2 separate regions of the Homo sapiens genome follow, and region 2 is linked to region 1. Evidence: chromatin loops called from intact Hi-C (ENCODE). Cell type or tissue: IMR-90. All regions are shown on one strand. Links, peaks and the distances in the headings refer to the core of each region. The heading gives the core; the rest is flanking DNA. Region 1 overlaps SPTLC2 (serine palmitoyltransferase long chain base subunit 2). Region 2 overlaps POMT2 (protein O-mannosyltransferase 2).

Region 1 (9,907 bases), core at 244-8,243:
CCTGTGCAACGTGATGCAAAGTCTCATGTTGCCTGTAATTACAAGCTTTAGAAGAATCTGCTGTGACCTTAATTATTTTTGTCGTGAATTAAGATTGCTTGTGTTTGGTGCTTGTTTTTTGTTTTTTGGTGGTTTGGGTGGCTTTTTTTTTAAGATGGAATCTCGCTGTGTCACCCAGGCTGGAGTGCAGTGGCGGGATGTCGGCTCACTGCAACCTCCGCTTCCCGGTTCTCCTGCCTTAGCCTCCCGAGTAGCTGGGATTACAGGTGTGTGCCACCAAGCCCAGCTAATTTTTGTATTTTTAGTAGAGACGGGGTTTCACTGTGTTGGCCGGGCTGGTCTCGAACTCCTGACCTCAAGTGATCCGCCTACCTCAGCCCACCAAAGTGCTGGGATTACAGGTGTGAGCCACCGCGCCCAGCCAGTGCTTGTTTTAAAAGTCCAGTTTTCTTTCCCCTAGTCTTTTGCCTTGCCATGGCTTCATCTACCTTTGTCAGTTTAAGCCACAGATACAGTTGTCAGACCATTTAAAACCCAATAAACTCAGCCGGGCAGGGTGGCTTATTCCTGTAACCCCAGAACTGTGGGAGGCCAAGGCGGGTGTATCACTTGAGGCCAGGAGTTCGAGACTAGCCTGGGAAACATGAGGAAACCCTATCTCTACTAAAAATACAAACATTATCTGGGCGTGGTGGTGGCGGGCACCTCTAGTCCCAGCTACTTGGGAGGCTGAGGCACAAGAATCGCTTGAACCCAGGAGTCAGGGATTGTAGTAAGCCGAGATTATGCCACTGCACTTCAGCCTGGACAATGGAGCAAAACTCTGTCCCAAGAAAAAAAAAAGAAGCAGTAAACTCAATAATAATGAAGTGCCAAACTCCCAATTTTGATTTAAAAAGTCTCAGTGTATATGTGTATATATATATTTTTTCATGTTTTGCCAGCATGGAGGGATCTATTGTTCGTCTTCCTGAAGTGATTGCCCTCAAGAAGAAATACAAGGCATACTTGTATCTGGATGAGGCTCACAGCATTGGCGCCCTGGGCCCCACAGGCCGGGGTGTGGTGGAGTACTTTGGCCTGGATCCCGAGGATGTGGATGTTATGATGGGAACGTTCACAAAGAGTTTTGGTGCTTCTGGAGGATATATTGGAGGCAAGAAGGTAAACGAGCCATGAGAATGAGCGATTAGAGATAAAGTCACTGGCAATTAGATTTGGTACCTCAGGCCTAGCAGATGGGGCCCTGAACTGGGATGTCCGCAAATTTGCCTCTGGTTTAGGCTCATAATACCAGTGAGTGACTCTAATGTCTCCTCACTGAACTAAAGGCTGGTTCTGTTCATTGTTTGTTGTTTTCTTATTTGAGCTTCTTTCTAAGCTACATGCTGATCTGAGATATAGAATACCCTCTTGTGTGAAAGAACACACAGTGGTGCTCCCTGCCCGCCCCAGCCTTCTGTTGGGTTTGCATTGTGCTCACAGTTTCAAAAACAGTGGGGTTGTCATGGGAGCCCATGGGAATAGCAGGTCACCTTGCCCTTGGACACAAATATATCATGAGTGAACATGGAGACAGGAAGCAAAAAAGTTGTGCCAGCTGTGGGGTACTACAAAGCATTGTATTTTTCAATTTTTAAACTATGAAGTTGCCTTTTCTGGGTCTTTGTAGTCAGAAAAAAATCATACGGTGAATTTTGATGCAGGTAAGAATCTGTGGTGTGGTCGAAATGGTGAACCATAAAGACAGAGGCCTGGGTCTGAATATTTCTCGGCTTACTTTGTTAGACCTCAGGGAAAACATTTAACCTCCCAGTTTCCTTGTCAGTAAAATGGAGATAAATATGCCCAGCTTGTAAGATTGTAGTAAGGGTTTAAAAAGTAATATATGTCCATGCTACAACGTGGGTGCACCTTAAAAACATTATGGTAAGTGAAAAAAGTCACAAAAAGTCACATATTGCATGTTTTAAAATATGTGATACCTAGAATAAGCATAGAAACAGAAAGTAGATTAGTAGTTGCCGGAGGCGGAGGGGATAGGGAAATGGAAAGTGAATGCTAATGGGTATGAGGTTTCCTTTCAGGGTTATGGAAATGTTCTAAAATTAGTGGTAAAAGTGGCACAACTCTGGATATACTAAAAACCACTGAATTGTGCTTTAAAACGGTGAATTCTGTGTATGTGGCTTATATCACAATGAAGCTGTTATTTTTAAACGTTGATTGCAATGTTAGGGAAAAAATAATGTATGTCAGGTATTTGTATATGGCACAGAGGAGGTGCTCATAAATGTTCTTAATTTTGCTTCACCACTCAATATTCGGAGTATTAAAGAATGGTTATGCTGGGCACAGTAGCTCACACCTGTAATCCCAGCACTTTGAGAGGCTGAAGTGGGAGGATTACTTGAGCCCAGGAGTTCAATACCAGCTGGGCAACATAGTGAGACTTCATCTCTACAAAAAAGTAAAAAAATTAGCTGGGTGTGGTGGTGGCACATGCCTGTAGTCCCAACTATGGGGGAGGCTGAGATGAGAGGATTGCTTGAGCCTGGGAGATCAAGGATGCAGTGAGCCGTGATTACACCACTGCATTGCAGCCTGGGCAACAGAGCAAGACCCTATCACAGAAAAAAAGGTCATTCTTTTAATACTTGATTGCCTGTTAGAGAGAACTCATTTTCAGTGACTTTTAATCAGCTTTGATAGATTTTTTTTTTTTTTTTTTTTTGAGACCAAGCCTTACTCCATTGCCAGGCTGGAGTTCAGTGGCACAATCTTGGCTCACTGCAACCTCCGCCTCCTGGGATCAAGCGATTCTCCTGCCTCAGCCTCCCAAGTAGCTGGGACTACAGGCACGTGCCACCATGCCCAGCTAATTTTTTGTATTTTTAGTAGAGACAGGGTTTCACCGTGTTGGCCAGGATGGTCTCGATCTCTTGACCTCGTGATCTGCCCGCCTCGGCCTCCCAAAGTACTAGGATTACAGGTGTGAGCCACTGCACCTGGCCAGGTTTGATAGATTTTTATCTCAAATATTACCTTTTTGTTAATGGGACCAGGCTCACTTTGGAGAGTTGTTTTTTAGTAAGCTTTGTGGCTGTGAACCAAAGGATAGAAAAATAATACTCTGGGAGATCATTAAAGTACAATATATTTGTGCTTTTGGTTTTTTTAGTACAATTTTTAATATTTTTGAGATAAAACTGTTTCATAGCCACATTTGTGTCCCCCTAATTTGTTCTGGTACATAAGCTTCTTGTGTGTGCATTTTAAAGATTTGGTGAAATTAAAAGATATCAGAGAATAGGGATATACAATTAAGTTTTTTTGAAATCCTTGTAAATGACAGAGTTTTACTTTATTCAGTGAGATGTCATTGGCATTTTAATAAAATACCTTGTAAGTTTCTATTTCACATTTATATCATTTTATACATTTCTGCATATCTGGAGGAAGTTCTAATGCTCTTAAAGTTGATGTTAGAGAACTGTTATTTAGGGGTAGAAGGATGGGCTTTATAGGCACACAGAGCTGCAGATGACATTTTCTGTGATACTTGGAATTAAATCATTATATCTAAAAAGCAATCCAAACACCTTGTTTAATTCAGCTGTGTTCATTTATTTTTAACTTTTTTTTTTTTTTTTTTTTTAAGACGGAGTCTCACTCTGTCCCCCAGGCTGGAGTGCAATGGCGCAATCTCAGCTCACTGCAACCTCCGTCTCCTAGGTTCAAGCGATTCTCCTGCCTCAGCCTCCCAAGTAGCTGGGATTATAGGTGCCCGCCTCCACGCACAGCTGATTTTTGTATTTTTAGTAGAGATGGGGTTTCACCATGTTGGTCAGGCCAGTCTTGAACTCCTGACCTCAGTAGATCCACCCACCTTGGCCTCCCAAACTGCTGGGATTACAGGCATGAGCCACCATGCACGGCCATATTTCTAACTTTAAATGATACATTCTCCAAATTTAGAGGGGTTGTTTTAAAACTAGTTTTTCTCTTATGTTGTTCCATGTTTAAAAAACAAAACCAAACCTAAGAACTTTGCCATGTTTCTGACCCAGTTGTTGCCAGCGGTATGCTTCGACCATGTTGGTTGACCTTGTATCTCAGATTAGTGTCCCTATTCCAGTGCCATTGAAGTGAGGAGTCCTCTAGAACTTAGAAGGAAAGGACTGACATTGCCGGTGAATGCAAGAATTGTCTCTACTTATCTGCCTCTGTGAACTCCCCAGGAGCTGATAGACTACCTGCGAACACATTCTCATAGTGCAGTGTATGCCACGTCATTGTCACCTCCTGTAGTGGAGCAGATCATCACCTCCATGAAGTGCATCATGGGGCAGGATGGCACCAGCCTTGGTAAGTCTTTCTTTTCTTGAAACATTGCATAAGTCCACCTAGCAGCCAAACGTGCTGTTTTTCTTGAGCTTTTTTCCTAAAATAAATAGTCAGGTTTACTAATAGGCAGAGCTGGCTGGTGTGTGGTTTCCATGGACACTTTTTTAGTGTGTTTGATACATATGCCATGAGAACGACCCTGGCTCACTTTCTATGGAATTTTCTTGTTTATAGATGGGAGGCTTTACTCTTACTATCCTACATACCCTCTTAACTCAGAGGTAATATACCTTCGAGGTTTTTCTTGAATTACATAATTTTATGTGAAGGTATAATTCACTGTTAGTGATGTTTCATTAACAGCATAGTTAAGAGCTGCTGTTTTCATAAATTAGTATTCCTGATTTAATGCCTTTTTAAAGAGTTTCTACTTTCATATACGGTAGATAATAAATGACATCCTGAATCAGTTTATTTTGTCTTTGATGGGATTTGTAGTCCCAACTAGATGCCTTGATTTAAACATACTACTGTGAACAGTGAAGTTCAGTGTTCACTTTCTGACATTTGACTTTTATTCTGCAACACCAGAGGGCAGTATTGACTGCAGAACAGTGGTACTAAAAGGGGAGCAACTGGGTGTCTGTCTTTACTTTAAAAAATATTTTCATTGCATGTATGAGACAATAATTTCACTTGTCGCTTTTTTTTTTTTTTTTTTTTTTTGAGACGGAGTCTCACTCTGTCACCCAGGCTGGAGTGCAGTGGTGTGATCTTGGCTCACTGCAAGCTCTGCCTCCCGGGTTCACACCATTCTGCCTCAGCCTCCCGAGTAGCTGGGACTACAGGCGCCCGCCACCACGCCCGGCTAATTTTTTTGTATTTTTAATAGAGACGGGATTTCACCGCATTAGCCAGGATGGTCTCGATCTCCTGACCTCGTGATCCGCCCTCCTCGGGCTCCCAAAGTGCTGGGATTACAGGCGTGAGCCACCGTGCCCGGCCCAGTTGTTGCTTTTTTAATGCTTGTAAAGTCAGTTTGGCATTTGTAAAAGATTTCACATTATCAGCCATGAGCTCTCCACTCTACAGTTATGTAATACTTTATTGTAAGATTGATTTGGCTTGCATCGAATAAAGTGGCACATCTGATTTTGGTTGGTTTAAGACTGTTTTCTTTCTTTCTTTTTTTTTTTTTCTGGTTTTTGTTTTTGAGACAGAGTCTTGCTCTGTCTCCCGGGCTGGAGTGTAGTGGTGCGATCTCAGCTCACAGCAACCTCCGCTTCCCAGGTTCACATGATTCTCCTGTTTCAGCCTCCCAAGTAGCTGGGACCACAGGAGTCTGCCACCACACCTGGCCATTTTTTTTGTATTTTTTGTAGAGATGGGGTTTCACCATGTTGCCCAGGTTGGTCTTGAACCCCTGGGCTCAAGCAGTCTGCCTGCCTTGGCCTTCCAACGTGCTGGAATTACAGCTGTGAGCCACCACACCCAGCTGACTGTTTTCTTTTCTTTTCTTTTCCTTTCCTTTTCTTTCTTTTGAGATGGAGTTTTGCTCTTGTTGCTCAGGCTGGAGTGCAATGGCATGATCTTGGCTCACCACAATCTCTGCCTCCCAGGTTCAAGCGATTCTCCTGCCTCAGCCTTCCCGAGTAGCTGGGATTACAGGCATGCGCCACCACACCCGGCTAATTTTGTATGTTTAGTAGAGACCGGGTTTCTCCGTGTTGGTCAGGCTGGTCTCGAACTCCCGACCTCAGGTGACCTGCCTGCCTTGACTTCCCAAAATGCTGGGATTACAGGCGTAAGCCACCGCGCCCAGTCGACTGTTTTCTTAAATCAGAATTTTACCTTAACATTTTTTCTGATCTGTGCTAGATCCTTGTTATCTCTAATGAGAGATTTTTGGAAATAGTGAAATGTGATCATTTTCAGTTTTGTGAATTAATTCCTTGAAGAAGTTGTTTTATTAATGTTGCAAACACATAGTGGAGCCTGTGAATAGCTCCCTGTTAATAACAGCTATATCTCCTCTCCTTCTGATGTGGTGTTAGTGGAAACTGTGTGTGAATCTGAGAGACAGACATATATACACACATATATATACATACAGCTAGCATTTCTCTAGGTACTTCACATAGGCACACTTACCTTACTGATTCAGCACACAGGTTTAGGTGACTAAGAAATGGCTAAGAGCTATCAAAGTTAACATTGGATAATTTATTTGCCCTGTTCCAGAACATGGATCTGTGTGACACATTACCCCCAGATAAATGACTTATCTGTACTAAATGATGAAATCTGGGCTGTGCTAGTAGTGAGAAAATGAAACATGGTAATTATATATAGGCTTTGGATCAGCACAAGTTTTCTAGTTTTTGCCTCTAGCCACCCCCAAAGCTTAGTGATGTGACACAACAGCCATCTGATTATGCTCACAGATGCCACAGGTCAAGAATTCGGTCAGGGCACAGCAGGGATGACTTGTCTTTGCTCTGTTGTCTGGGGCTGGCCTGGAAGACTCAAGTGTCTGGAAAGACTGAGATGGTTGGTGGTTGGGATCATCTGGAAGCTTTTCCACTCACATGTCACCTGGGCTGGAGTGACTTGGAGCCAGGCTCAGCTGAGGCTGTTGACCAGAGCACCTTCATGCATGTATCTTTTCAATGTGGCTTAGGCTCCTCATGACATCGTGACTGTGTACCCAGAAAGGATGCTTCAGAGAGCAAGCATTCCAAAGAACCTGGCGGAAACCCCATGACCTTTTCTGACCTGTTGTTAACAAGCAGGTCACTAAGGCCATCCCGGATTGAAGGGGTGGGGAACTAGATTCCACCTCCCCAGTGGAGGCATGTCAAAGAATTTGTGGCTGGTTTTTTTTTTTTTGAGATGCAGTCTCAAGGAGAAGTACCATGCTTTTTTAAACAACCAGATCTTGGGAGAACTCAGAGCGAGAACTCACTCATTACCCAAGGATGGCAGCAAGCCATTCACGAGGATCCTCCCCATGATCCACACACCTCCCACCAGGCCCTACCTCCGTCATTGGGGATCACATTCCATCCTGAGATGGACAAACATCCAAACCATGTCAGTGAATATATTACATTTATCATTAAAACTTTGTTATTGTTGGATTCCAGAGTACATTAAGTACCTGGTATTGAAAGTAAGGCTTAAACATGTATATGTGGTTGCTTATTGTTAAATGTTTTCATCTTTTTGTGTGAAGAAATGTTGCTCTTTGGTGAGAGTACAGAGCCTTCAGAAAAGCTGCAGCATGTAAGGGAAGGTGAGATCCAGTTTCCACACGACTTTGTGAGCGCTCCTTTCCCCTTCCTCCCAACTTTTTCCGCATTTCCCCTCCAGTTTCTATCCTTTTCCCAAGGAAGAACAGGACATATGACTAGGTTGACAGATCTTGAAAGGCAACTTCACTAGGATCTCAGGTGAGATAATAATGAATGGGAATTGTGCTGCCAGGATGCCTGTACCTGGAGTGGGAATACTGAGCACAGGCCAGGGAGTAGAAAAAATGAGGCCTAGGAAATTCTGTTAAATTCCACTAGACATTTGAAATTCTAACTTTTACTTTACACATCACTAATCCGTGTCCACTAATGGAAATTTAGCTGTAGTATCTACATACGAATCAAGGCAAAGTGTTTGACCAAATCAACTAAAATTTTGCTTTTCCATTTTCCAGAGCTGTGCTTTGATGTATTTTATTTCTGTCCAAAGGTGTAGTTAATAATAACATGCATAGCACCCAGCTTAGTGTGTGACATCTAGGATCCTTTCAGTAAATTTATTGAATGACTGAATGAATGCACGCATGATTGGCAATACCAGAAAATCAGTGGGTTCTTCAAGTACTTTATTGTAACATTGCTTGAATAGTTGAATGTTAAGCCAGAATGACCAAATTATGGAACCAAATTAACTAGATAGGTACATTTTAATAGATACATTTTTAAATAATGTCAGAACGCTTTATAGAGTTTTGTACTTCTTTGTTTTGAAAGGAACTGGGTCCTTGCAGGCAGCTACTGATGTAGGAGAAAAAAGACTACCCTGAGCAGATTGAGGTTTAATTAAAACTAGGTTTGGCTCATTTGAATTAATTCCAGTAATAGACTTGTTAATTAGGTGTTAAATGATCACCTTGAGAATACCGGGGAACTGTCAAAAACTAAGAGAACTGAGACACTTAAAAAAAAAAAAAAAAAAAAAAAAAAAGACATTCCAGGACAATGCAGTGGCACATGCCTGGAGTCCCAGCTACTCAGGAGGCTGAGGCACGAGGATCGCTTGAGCCCAAGAGTCCTGGGCTGTAGCACACTGTGCCAGAGACGTGTCTGCACCAAGTTCAGCCATCAGTATGATGACCTCCCAGAAGTAGGGGACCACCAGGTTGCCTAAGGAGGGGTGAATTGGCCCAGGTTGGAAACGAACAGGTTAAAACTTCCCCTGCTGATCAGTAGTGGGATTACGCCTGTGAATAGCCACTGCACTCCAGCCTGGGCAACATAGCGAGACCTTGTCTCTTTAAAACAAAACAAAACAAAAAAACATTCCAAGATTCCCATGCAGAAGGGTTAGAAGTGTTGAAAAAACACAGCCTTGCTGGGAGGGGGTCATAAAGAGAGACTTTCCTGCCTGTCTTCAGGGCTGACAGCTTTTAACCCTCCCGTCAAGCACCATACTTCCTGAGCCCAAGAACGTTTGGGTGTTGACTTTCTTCTTTGTTGTGCTTTAAAGTAATTTATTTCACTATTAGAAATTCATCGAAATAAAAATTAAGTTTTCTGGTAAGCACAGTTTTGTTCTTACCCACAGTAGAGTTTAGCAGTTTATCTGATGCTGGGAATCAGACTCGCTTCCTCCTGTTTTGTGACTTTCTGCCTAGAATGCTGTTGTTTGGAAAAAAAAAAAAAAATACTTGTTTCCGCCGGGTGCGATGGCTCACACCTGTAATCCCAGCACTTTGGGAGGCCGAGGCAGGCGGATCACCTGAGGTCGGGAATTCAAGACCAGTCTGACCAACATGGAGAAACCCTGTCTCTAATAAAAATATGAAAATTAGCTGGGTGTGGTGGCGCATGCCTGTAATCCCAGCACTTTGGGAGGCCAAGGCAGGCGGATCACCTGAGGTCGGGAATTCAAGACTAGCCTGACCAACATGGAGAAGCCCTGTCTCTAATAAAAATACGAAAATTAGCTGGGCGTGGTGGCGCATGCCTGTAATCTCAGCTACTTGGGAGGCTGAGGCAGGAGAATTGCTTGAACACAGGAGGTTGCGGTGAGCTGAGATCGCGCCATTACACTCCAACCTGGGCAACAAGAGCGAAACTCCATCTCCAAAAAAAAAAAGTGTTTTACCATTTGTTAAACACTTATCAAGCAACAAGCAACTACTCTCTACATAGTGGTAGATATGCTGTGTGGGAGATGCAGAGTTGAACAATAGGTGATCTTTGCCTTTGAAAAAACAGTCCAGTGGTAGGGGTAAGATTCCCGGGAAGAACTAGTCTCAGAGGCACAGATAAATTCTTCC
Region 2 (11,085 bases), core at 1,915-9,914, 250 kb after region 1:
CTTGAAATGGACTGACTGAACCCTGGGGCCACACTAAACCAGAAATGTTATAGTTAGCAGCCCTGGCGTGGTGGCAGGTGCAAATAAAGGGACTTTGGGTGGTGAGGAGAGGGGAGGATGATCAGACCCTCCCCTGTGGTGTAGATACTCAGAACTGAGGTGAGGAAGAAGGGAAGAGGAGGCTGCAAATAATACAGAGATGACATAGATAGAAGCAGGCACGCATTGTCACCTGCTGCCCTGCCCCGGTATACTGTCAGACCTCAGGTTGGAGAACAGCCTGGAACCCGGGCAATCAGGAGTCTCCTGCAGCCCCAGCAGTGCCTCCATGCACTGGCACGCTGCCTGCTCCTCCCCTCACAGCCACAGCTGCTGGAGTGTTGCCTACATCTCAGAGCCTTTTCTGAAGATTTTGGCATCCCCACACCCTGTCACCATGTTCCTGTGTCTTTCCCCATGAAGGTTTCAGGCACACAGAAAGAGTTTTCCAGCCTTATTTGAAGGGAGGCCAAATGTCTGCTGCAGTCCCTCTGTGTCCTGATTTACAGCACCAGCCTTGATGGAACATGGCAGGGCCTTAACACCCAACTCTTTGGGAACCTTGAACGTGTGGCTGAATGAAGCCAGCAGAAGCTGACCTCCAGTGTGGACCTCTCAGAGAAGTTTGCATTTACAAGCCCCTTTCCTTGAGGATTTCACAGCATTTAAATAAATGGCTGTGTGCTTATTTGGCCTCATCGTTAGATGATTTGCATGGCTATATCGTGGTATATTAAACAAGGAGTATATCCTACCCTCAAGTTCTTGTTCTTAAGTGATTCTGTGTCTTCCTAATAACTTTTGAACACCACATACCATACATAATTGGATGTGACAACCAAACGTGAGAATTTCCCATTCTTCTGGCTTGTCTGTTTATTTTGATGGACAGGTAGGGGATGGAAGAGGGCCAGCAGCTTAAAAAAACAAAAAACCAAACAGGTATCCAGCTACTGAAGTATCAAGCAATCCCTTTTCCCAAAATCAAAATACATACATTGTGTAGATTAAAGACTGGTTTCTGGTGTAAATGAAGAAAAGAACTAGGGGTTCCTTAAAATTCTCTGAAATACCTTCAGAGGGGTCTTTCTCAACTTGTACCTACAGTTGTGTAATAGAAGCTAATGGCTATCAATTACTATCTGTGTGTTAATAACACTCATTTTCTTCCCTTCTCTCTATTCCTGGTGTGTAGCTACTTGGTTGCTTTTCTCCCTGTCTCCTACCCACACCTTCCTGGCTGAACTTGCTGATTTCATGTCAGTGCACAAGTTGCTGCTTAATGGGAACATATATATTGCTTGATTTGGCTCTTCACTATTACAATACTCTTTTCTTAGTTATAGATATCCTAGGTGACTTTAGGTCACCAAAGTCATGCCTTCATCAGGTCCCCTGTCTTAAATGTTAGGTTGTACTGAGTCCAGTAGGTCGCTGACCTAGCTCAGCTTGTTATTTGACAGCTTCTCTATTCCTCCCACAGTTCTGTGCATTCCTTGGCTCCTGGCTGGTCCCCTTTGCCTACCTCACTGTACTGGATCTGTCCAAGTCCCTCTCGGCAGCACTGCTCACAGCTGCCCTCCTCACCTTTGGTAAGTTGTCTTAGCCATACCATGGCTTTTGGGAAATGGGCTGCCACTCCGTGAATGTAGCTGAAAATCAGTACATTCAAGGGCCCTATATGTGGGTCCAGTTCAATTAATTTTAGGATTGGGTAAAATGTACTACAAATCTCATTCACTAGTAATACTTAATGTATATCAATAGTTATATATAACAAGCCTTTATATTATTGGAGGGGAGAATCGGCGTGGGTAATCCCAAGGAATAGATTTACCTCCACGTTATTCACGGTTGAGTTTGGAATGGGTAATAAGATAGATTTGTATGTGAGTATGTGTGTTTTTGAAGGAAGCTTATAATTCTAATTTTGCTTCTCTTAAGTTAAGATTAGTTTGCATTCCTTAACTAATTTCAACTGAATATAAAGGTAAATGCAGAAGTAGCTGGGTGGCAAGAGATAGCAAAATGGGAACTTGGATAATAATCTTCACATGGATAAATGAGAGTTCATCGTAGAAGTTGATCCTGTTGCTAGCTTTGTTCCTATGAAAGTGAATTCATGACCTTGTGGAGCTTAACATTTAAAGAAGTCTAGACCAATTTAAATGGGGTACTTTAGGGGTTTGCTTTGACAGATATGTTGCTTTGTTTTGACAGATAGATTGCAAGATTATTGGCTTTCTCTATAGAGGACTGGTGGCTTTTTCCTTGTATCTTGAATTTCCATCTTCAGTTATTCATTCATTTAGTCATTTATGTACTTTTCATTCAATAGTTATTTCTCAAGCACCTACCCAGCTCCCGGCCACTTTTCTTAGTCTGAGAGGATACACTGATGAGTCACTCTGGTCTCATTGAGCTTACCTCATCGTGGGGCAGACAGTAAATAAACAAGTAAATGAATAAGTCTGTCATGTGATGTCCTAAGCCACAAGTGCAGTGTAGAAAATAAAGCAGTGTAAGGGATGGAATAATGGAGATCAGTACTATTTTAGACAGGATAGTCAGGAAAGAGCTTCTGAGAGGGGAGCTTTGAGCAGAGACCTGAGTGAGACAAAGGATCAGGCCCTGCAGGGATCTGAGGGAAGAGCATTCAGGCAGAGGGAAGTGCATGTACTGTAGTTCTGGTGTGGACCTCTGTGGGTTCAAATCACAGTAAGAAGGCTGGCGTGGAAAGGGCAGAGTGAGTGAGGCAGAGGGTGTTGGGAGATGAGGTTAGATGGGTAGGGAGACCGCACAGACTCTGGCAGTTGTCATGAGAACTTTTTACTTTGAGTGAGGTTGGAAGACATTGGAGGGTTTAAGCAGGGGCATGACATAATGAGATTTAAGGATTTAAATTAAAAAACATCACTCTGCCATCTGTCTGGAGAATCGACCCCCAAGAGAGACTTCATGTAAAATGATAAGATTCTATCATAGGTGTAGATAGTTTGCGGTTACATGAGCAGAGTGGTAGGACTCCCTTTTTGATGGTGGAAATGAGGATGACACCTTGTCTCAGGGCTGGTCTGAGGGAGCGAATGACATGATCCTCTCTTGGGTTGAGGGCCTAGAGGCAGTGTGAGTTACTGCTTCTTGTCATTGGGCTTTGATGTCTCCCAGAGCTGTGGCCTTCTACCTCCCTGATGACTCAGTGTTGACTCTAGTCCTGACTGCACAAGTGCTTACACTCAATTAAGTGGCAAGAGGGACTGTTTCCTACTACTGGGGTGCTTGGTTTTCAGGGGGCCCTTCTCTTACCTCGCTTTTTCACCAGCGAGCTCATGTTTTTCAGACACGGGATGCCTCACTCTGTCCCAGTACATCCTCCTTGACCCCATCCTGATGTTCTTCATCATGGCTGCCATGCTGAGCATGGTCAAGTACAACTCTTGCGCCGACAGGTCAGAAACTCCATCCCCGGGAGGGGAGGGTTGGAAGCTGTGGCAACTCCAAAATTTCTGTAATGGCCAGGGCCAGGGCGGGTGCCCAGAGACTTGTCTTGAAGCTGATTTTAAGGCAAGCATACTTTTTGTTTGTTTTTTTAACTTAGATTGTCCATTTTAGATCATAAAAATAGATTTTAAAAAGTTTTCTACAGGTGATTTTATTTTTGCCATATTCAAGACCGAGAAAATGTCAGTTGTCTTTTTCAAGCGTATTATTATTATCATGTTTACAATGGAGTACAATTGGGTAGGGGTTTTGGGATATCATGGGGGGTCCTAATACTTTCCCCACCCACCTCTTGTAACCAGTGCTGGTTAGGAAATCCCGGGACAGGGCTGTCCTTCACATACTCTGTCCTAGAAGGGAGGGCACCAGGGTAGATGCTGCCTGGAAACTATCTCCCTTTCGTCAGTGGTTGCATCCAGTCCTGACCTAATGATGGGAATAGCATATGTAAAGGTTGGCTTGAATGGTCCATACCAGCCAAGAGGATCCTTCCAGGTCCTGGTCAGTTCTAAAGCTGACTTGGAGGGTCCGGTCTACTTGCAGAATAGTCTTTTCCAGATCATCCTTCTACTTCTGAGAAAGTAGAATAAGTCATTCATTCTATTCAAACCAGAAGAGTTGGCCCCTCGTAGGCTTTTCTGGAAGTTAACTTTGCACAGCCAGGCTCATTAAGCTCCATTGTGCTAATCAAACCTGATCAGTGACTCTCAGCCCACTCTGGCTTTGGTTGTTGTGCTTATGCCACATCCACTTCCATCTACCATTTCTTGAGTACATACTGTGTACCAGGTACTATGCGGGGAGCTGGAGGTACTGAGCTCTGTTGGGCTTGGCTGTTAAGGAATATTCACTCTGGCAGAGGAGGCAGCCAGAGAGCCAGAGAATCATAGTGTAGAGTACTAGGTGCTATACGAATAGCAAAATGGTTAAGAGCACTAACATTGACCCAATTGCCTGGGTTAAAACTGTGCCCCACTGCCTGCTAGCTGTATTACTCCACCTCTCTGTATCTTGATTTCCTCCTGTGCAAAAAGAGGACCTAGTGACAGGATCCTCTGTGTGCTGTAGTGACGGCTAGAAGAGTTAATATATGCATCGTACTTGGAATGATGCGTGACGCATACATAGTAAGCACTCGGTAAATGCTGCCTTCGACAAGGGCAGAGGTGACACAAAGGAGAGGGCTGCCTGAGTCCAGGGGCACCTAAGGATTCTCCTTTTACTCCTGCCTGACTGGTCACTTGTGAAGAAGGAGCCCCCACTTACCCTGAGCCCTGTACTTAGCCAGGAGCACTATGGACACTCTCCCCTGAAGAATACCCTGCGCCCTCAGACAGTGCTTTTCCTGCCGTTCCAGGGGTTTCACAGGCCGCCTCCTCCATGGAGCCACGCCATGGTCCCTTGAGGCTAAGAGCCCCCAAGACAGGGCACAGCACAGCCGCTCCAAGTCTGAGAACTGCCCTGTCCCCTGCTGCGCTTGCGTTTGGCTTTGGTTCCAGCTGCCAAATTGAACTCCGTCTTGTTGATTTTCAGGCCCTTCTCTGCCCCCTGGTGGTTCTGGCTCAGCCTGACTGGCGTTAGTCTTGCTGGTGCTTTAGGGGTCAAGTTTGTTGGCCTCTTTATCATCCTTCAAGTGGGGCTGAACACCATTGCAGACCTTTGGTACCTGTTCGGAGACCTCAGTCTTTCATTGGTGAGCACCCAAGGGTTTGCTGTGGAAATGTTTTTGCTCCCTGATGTTGCTGAGTAGGAGCTGGTGGCCTTCTCTGTCTCTACTGCAGGTGGCAGAGTGGCTGTGTTCTGGGTCCCAGGTGGGCTGGACCCCCCAACCTCCGCAGACAGCAGGACATCAGGGAGTGGGCCCGGCTGAGGACTGGATAGGGTTCAAGGGAGAGGATAGATTAACATTCTTGGAAGTCTCTTTTTGCATTTGTTTTATAATGTCTGTCTTTTTTTTTTTTTTGAGATAGAGTTTCACTCTGTTACCCAGGCTGGAGTGCAGTGGGCCGATCTTGGCTCACTGCAACTTCCGCCTCCTGGGTACGAGTGATTCTTTTGCCTCAGCCTCCCAAGTAGCTGGGATTACAGGCACATACCACCATGCCCAGCTAATTTTTGTAGTTTTAGTAGAGATGCGGTTCTACCATGTTGGCCAGATTGTTCTCAAACCCCTGACCTCAAGTGATCCGCCCGCCTTGGCCTCCCAAAGTGCGGGGATTACAGGCATGAGCCACCGAGCCCGGTCTGAACTCACAATTTTCATTTCCTGACCCACGGTCTCCATATTTGGAGGCCAGTAAGGGCCTTTACAGTTTATTATTTATTAAGGGCTGATTCTATGCCAGGCACTATGCGAAACGCTTTACCTTCATTATCTCATTTACCCCTCATAATAGTCCTATGAGGTAGGGAGTTATTACCCTGATTTTCAAATGAGGAAATCAAAACCTACAGAGGTAATGACTTCCCCGAGGCCATCGGGGAGTGAGAGGTGTATCTAGGAGTCACAACCAGGTTAGGTTGGCCCCAGGCCATCACTCTGCTGTGGTGCTGCTCCATCACCTCCAAACCAGCTCCTAACAAGTTTATTCATTCATTCATTCATTTATTCAGAAAATGTGTAAAGATCATCCAGCCACTGTGTGTGAGGTGCTGGAATATACAGATGAATATAATATGGTCCCCACCCTCTGTGGTCAATGGAGAGAGAGAAATAAGGAAGCAGGCAGTTACAGTCAGCCAGGAGTGCTGGGAGAGCACAGAAAAGGGCACTCGGCCAGTCCCAGGCAATCCAGGAAGGCCTCTGGAAGGAAGCCGCGAAGTTAAGATAAGGAGCCATTAGCCATGTGATGGGTTGGGCTGGGACAGTAGAGGAAGCACTGGGAAAGTTCAAGGAGGTTAGTGTACCTGGAACATGGAGCGGACTGGTGAGCAACTGTGTTGCAGATGCAGGTGCCTTGTCCTTGGCACAGTAACATCCTGGGGTTTTGGGTGTAGAGCCTGGAGAGGTAGCAGAGGGCTGGCCCATGTTTATCTTGTGTAGTGCTTGGGTGGTGGGTGTTACAGAAAGGCTTAGGGTTTCCACATATTCTTCTCTCTCCTCTTGGCCATTTTTTATGATTATGACTGATATATTAAAAGCTATATATAATGCATGCATAGTGCCTAAGGAATAATGAGGTCTCACATGCCTAGCACCCCACGCTGGCCTCTGTTTGCAGGTGACTGTGGGAAAACACCTGACTGCTCGTGTCCTGTGCCTCATAGTGCTGCCCCTGGCTCTCTATACAGCCACCTTTGCTGTTCACTTCATGGTGCTGAGTAAAAGGTACAGACAGAGCCTTTGCAGCATCTTGCTTCTGGTTTTCCTTTTGCTCCTAAGCCTGTGGAGGGGTCGGATGATTTTCTGGGTCTGTGGTTAAAATGATAGGTGAGGGACCCCAGGGGCTTTTTCCTGTTTCTTTCCTGCTATGTTCTATCCTTTGGGTATATGCTAAGGGCTCAGAAAGGCCAGCACCCTAACCTGAAGGAAGAAGCTATTTTCGTTATAGCCAAATTGTCCCTTATCTCTAAACAGAGTCCCCTGTACTTAGCAAGGATAGGCCACAATAAGATGTGCAGTAGGAGTGAGTGTAACAATAACAGTAACTCCGGCGGCAACAGCTCCCACTTAATGAGTAGCTACTGAGAATCAGGAACTGTGTTCCGCATTTTGTACACATTATCTCATTTAATCAGAATCACTTGTGACTTCTCTTGGTTTCTTTAAATCTCTAGTTTATAAATGAGGAACTAAGGCTAAACAAGGTTATCTTGCCCAAGGTCGCACAGCTAGTAAGTGGCTGAGTTGGGATTTGGACCCCAGTTTCTCCAACTCCATCACCCACCTCTGTCCCATGATCTGATTCTACTTTCCTTAAACTATCTGAGCAGAGCTCTTCCCAGCGCTCCTGGGAAATCACACTTTCACTCCTTTAACTTGACTCTCTTCTGCTCTTCCTCTCCCCACAGTGGCCCTGGTGACGGTTTCTTCAGTTCTGCCTTCCAGGCCCGGCTTTCAGGGAACAACCTGCACAATGCTTCCATCCCTGAACGTGAGTGTCTCTGGGCCATTACAAAGGTAGAAGGCAGAGGGGTGTCCTGGGAGTTGAATTGGAAAAGACAAATATGATGGCTTTGGGTTATTTTAGCCTGTGATGGCACGGTGGGAGAAAGACCCAGATAGATCTGGTGAAAATACTCGAGAGTGAATCAGGACAGAGGAGAGGAAGACATCCTGAGCAGCAAGCTCTCTGACCCTAAAGAATGACTTCTCCTTGGTGGCTCTCCAAGCCAGCTCTGTGGGAAGGTCACTCAGAGAGAATATGGTGACAGCACCAGGCCCTTCAGAGCCAGTTTTTGGTTTCCCGCACCGCTTTCTGAGTGTTGCATTCGTTCATCTATGACAGATGGTAGTGGAGCGCGTGCTCACCCTCCAGAGATGGAGCCTGGTGTAGAGGAGCTCCACACGGTGTGGCTGGAAGCGTTAAGTACGTAAAGAGGGAGCACAGCTCTGGGGATTGACAGGCGTGAAGGAGCATGGCTGCTGGGCGGTTAAGGGCATCAGAGGTTCGTGATGTGGGTTGCCTTGGAGTCAGGCCCTGGAAGAATGTGTGGCTTTCAACAGAGGAGAGGGCATCTCAGGCAGGAGGGATGACATGATCAAAGCTGAGGACAGAGTAAAACTTGAGGCACAGGTATATGCAGAAAACTACTGGAAGATAAATGTGAAAAGTTAGGTTGGGCCCAGACTATGAGGGTTTGAGGTGTCTGGATGAGGTATTTGACTTCCTAAAACAGGCCGTGGAGACCTAGTGGAGGTCTTTGAGCAGCCAGGAGGCCAGGAAGGCTGTGCTATAGGGAGATGACATGGGTGGGAGAGTCGAGGCTGGCTGGGGAGGGGACAGGATTGTAGGCAAGAGAAACCCTCTGGGAAGCTATTGCAGGAACCTGAGCTGGGTATGGTGGGGCAGCCACAGGGTAAGGCAAATGGGCATATACAAGGGAGATCTGGACACAGCAAGAGAGGAAGAAAGATGTCACTAAGGACTTGAGTGCAGGTGATTGCTTCCTGGAGGCAGAGACTGCATCTTACTCATTTTAGTCTTTCCAGGACTTTGCACAGTGCCTAAAATACAGCGGACTCTCCCAGACTGGGAAGAATGAGAAATAGGGAAGCAGGAGAAGAAGTTGGGTTGGAAGGGCAGATACTGAATTCCACGCGAGAGGGGTTGATAGTGAGCTGCTTGGGGAAATTGTTGCCATGGGGCCAGTGGGATTTGGGGCTGATGCTTTCAAAGGAGGAATCAGACAAGTAAAACGGTAATTGATGCTGTGGCAGTAGCTGTGATTTGTAAGGAAACTGTAGAAAGAGGAAAAGAATAGAGCTGAGGTCAGATCACTGGGGAATGCAAGAGGAGGAGGAATTAGGAGAGGAGACTGCGGAGGAGCAGCCCTTGAGAGAGTGTGCGGTCGAGAAGTGGGAACAGAGAGCATTTCAAGAAATAAAGGTGGTCAGCCATGTGCAGGGCTGCCGAGGTTGGCCTGCCTGAGAACTCAGAAGAACACAGCTGTGGAGTTTAGCAAATTCCTGCTCATTATTTAAAGGCCTAGTTCAGCTGTCACCTCTTCGATCAAGTCGTCCTCTCTTTAATCCTTGGGAGAGAATTTGGCCTGTTCCGAGTTCCCACCATTCCCACCATGTCACACATTGTCACGCCTTTGTGGGGCACTTGCCCACTGTCCTATACTTGTCAGTGTGTGAAGCCATCTTCCTTGTAGACAGGGCTCTTCCAGGGCCACAGGCAGGCCTCCTCCACCTTTGGATCCAGTGTGTAATTCTTCTGGTCCACTGAATGAACAAAGAAAAACAGGAGCAGGTCATTCCAGCGGATTGGAAGAAGGACAGTATTAAGGAAAAAAGGTTTCTCAATAACTCAGGGCCTATAGGAGCAGGGGATGCTCTTGAGAAGTGGTTTTCTGTGTTTTTTGTTTTTTAATTCAGAGTAAAACAAAACACCATTGAACAGTTATTTCATATGGTACTAGATTCAAAAGGCACGAAAGGATATAGAGTGAAAAAAATGGTTTGTCAAAATGCTGTATCTTGGAGAACATTCCAGGCGAAGACAGAAGATACTTCCTTCTTTATTCCATTGAATCCATGTGGAGACCTTGAGAAGGACAAGTTGTTTTTCGTCTTTTGCTGTTACACGTAGTGCTTTGATAATGACAGTGTTAACACAAGCTTCTTCTGAAGCCCTCAGGAGGCGGGGGAGTAAGTGGGCCCTGTGGTGAACTCTGTCTTGAGTCGGCTCCATGGGAGTGAGAAGGTAGCTGGGCTTCAGTCCAGGGCCCAGGGGAGTCTCGCAGAGGGTTAGTGAGCCCTGTGGCTTCCGAGGCTCCTCGCAGGCACGGACAGCCTCTGGCACTGTGCCAGCTCACCCCTCTGCTGTCTCCCTTCCTCCCAGACCTGGCCTACGGCTCTGTGATCACTGTGAAGAACCTCCGGATGGCCATCGGCTATCTGCACTCCCACAGGCACCTCTACCCCGAGGGCATTGGTGCCCGTCAGCAGCAGGTCAGTGAGCCTTTTGTGCACTTGTACGGCAGCAATGCTGTTCGCCATGACAGTTCACTCTCTTGCCTCCTATCCTTTGCTCATCCTGTTCGCCCTGCTTGAAACATTCTTCCTAGCCCTGCACCCTTCTGTTTTCTCTGGCTAACCCCAGCTTCTCTAGGCATCAGCATAGGTGTTCTTTAGTGACAACCATGTCCCACCTCTCCATGGTGCTGGGTGGGGTGCCCCTCTGATGAGAGGCTTGGTGGCACCTTCCACATGCCTACGTGGTAAACCTTCTCATATTGAACTGTGCATGCTTACTTCCCGCCGTCTCTTTGGTACTTGATTGCTAGCTCCTGGAAGGCTCAATTGCCTAGCACGGTGCCTGCTATGGGATGGGTGATGAATAAAGTGTGGTATTTATGAACACAGACCTGGGAACCAGACTAGATGATCGGGGTGTGAAGCCTGCTTTCATATAGAGTGTCACTTTGGACAAGTTCATCTTCTTGTGCTTCAGTATCCTCTTCTTTTTTTTTTTTTTTTTTTTGAGATGGAGTCTTGCTCTGTCACCCAGGCTGGAGTGCAGTGGCGTGATCTCAGCTTACTGCAAACTCCGCCTCCCGGGTTCACGCCATTCTCCTGCCTCAGCCTCCCGAGTAGCTGGGACTACAGGCACCCGCCACCACGCCTGGCTAATTTTTCGTATTTTTAGTAGAGACAGGGTTTCACCGTGTTAGCCAGGATAGTCTCGATCTCCTGACCTCATGATCCACCTGCCTCGGCCTCCCAAAGTGCTGGGATTACAGGCATGAGCCACCGCGCCCAGCCTGTATCCTCCTCTTTAAGTTGGGGAAAATGAGTAGTACCTCTCTCCATCAAAGGGCAGTTGTGAGGATTAAATGAGATAACAATGTGAAGTGCTTATGAAAGATTAGCCATGT

What was found. Peaks named below come from ENCODE experiments on the same cell type or tissue, not always from the same donor. Only the 100,000 strongest peaks of a DNase experiment are listed, where the experiment ranks them.
Region 2: a loop joins it to region 1, with 6 times the contacts of the local background. A loop is called at or near these places in 39 of 110 quality-filtered maps.

The regions. Positions count from the first base shown.
Region 1 is chr14:77,546,557-77,556,463 of GRCh38, reverse strand. SPTLC2 (serine palmitoyltransferase long chain base subunit 2) reads left to right here. Exons shown (of 12, transcript NM_004863.4): 8 at 945-1,164; 9 at 4,242-4,368. It also overlaps the pseudogene RN7SL587P. Among named protein-coding and RNA genes, the nearest start is that of ISM2, 53 kb to the right of the region's middle. RefSeq lists enhancers at 1,527-1,586, 1,857-2,116. In IMR-90, for the core only: a CTCF peak has its summit at 4,944 (motif pointing right); no DNase peak of the experiment used is centred there; H3K27ac peaks cover 224 bases.
Region 2 is chr14:77,295,238-77,306,322 of GRCh38, reverse strand. POMT2 (protein O-mannosyltransferase 2) reads left to right here. Exons shown (of 21, transcript NM_013382.7): 4 at 1,523-1,631; 5 at 3,380-3,488; 6 at 5,074-5,233; 7 at 6,762-6,868; 8 at 7,552-7,634; 9 at 10,050-10,159. Among named protein-coding and RNA genes, the nearest start is that of POMT2, 20 kb to the left of the region's middle. RefSeq lists enhancers at 2,324-2,823, 2,824-3,325 and a silencer at 5,072-5,131. In IMR-90, for the core only: a CTCF peak has its summit at 5,086 (motif pointing left); DNase peaks (open chromatin) are centred at 2,462, 3,222 and 5,062; H3K27ac peaks cover 246 bases.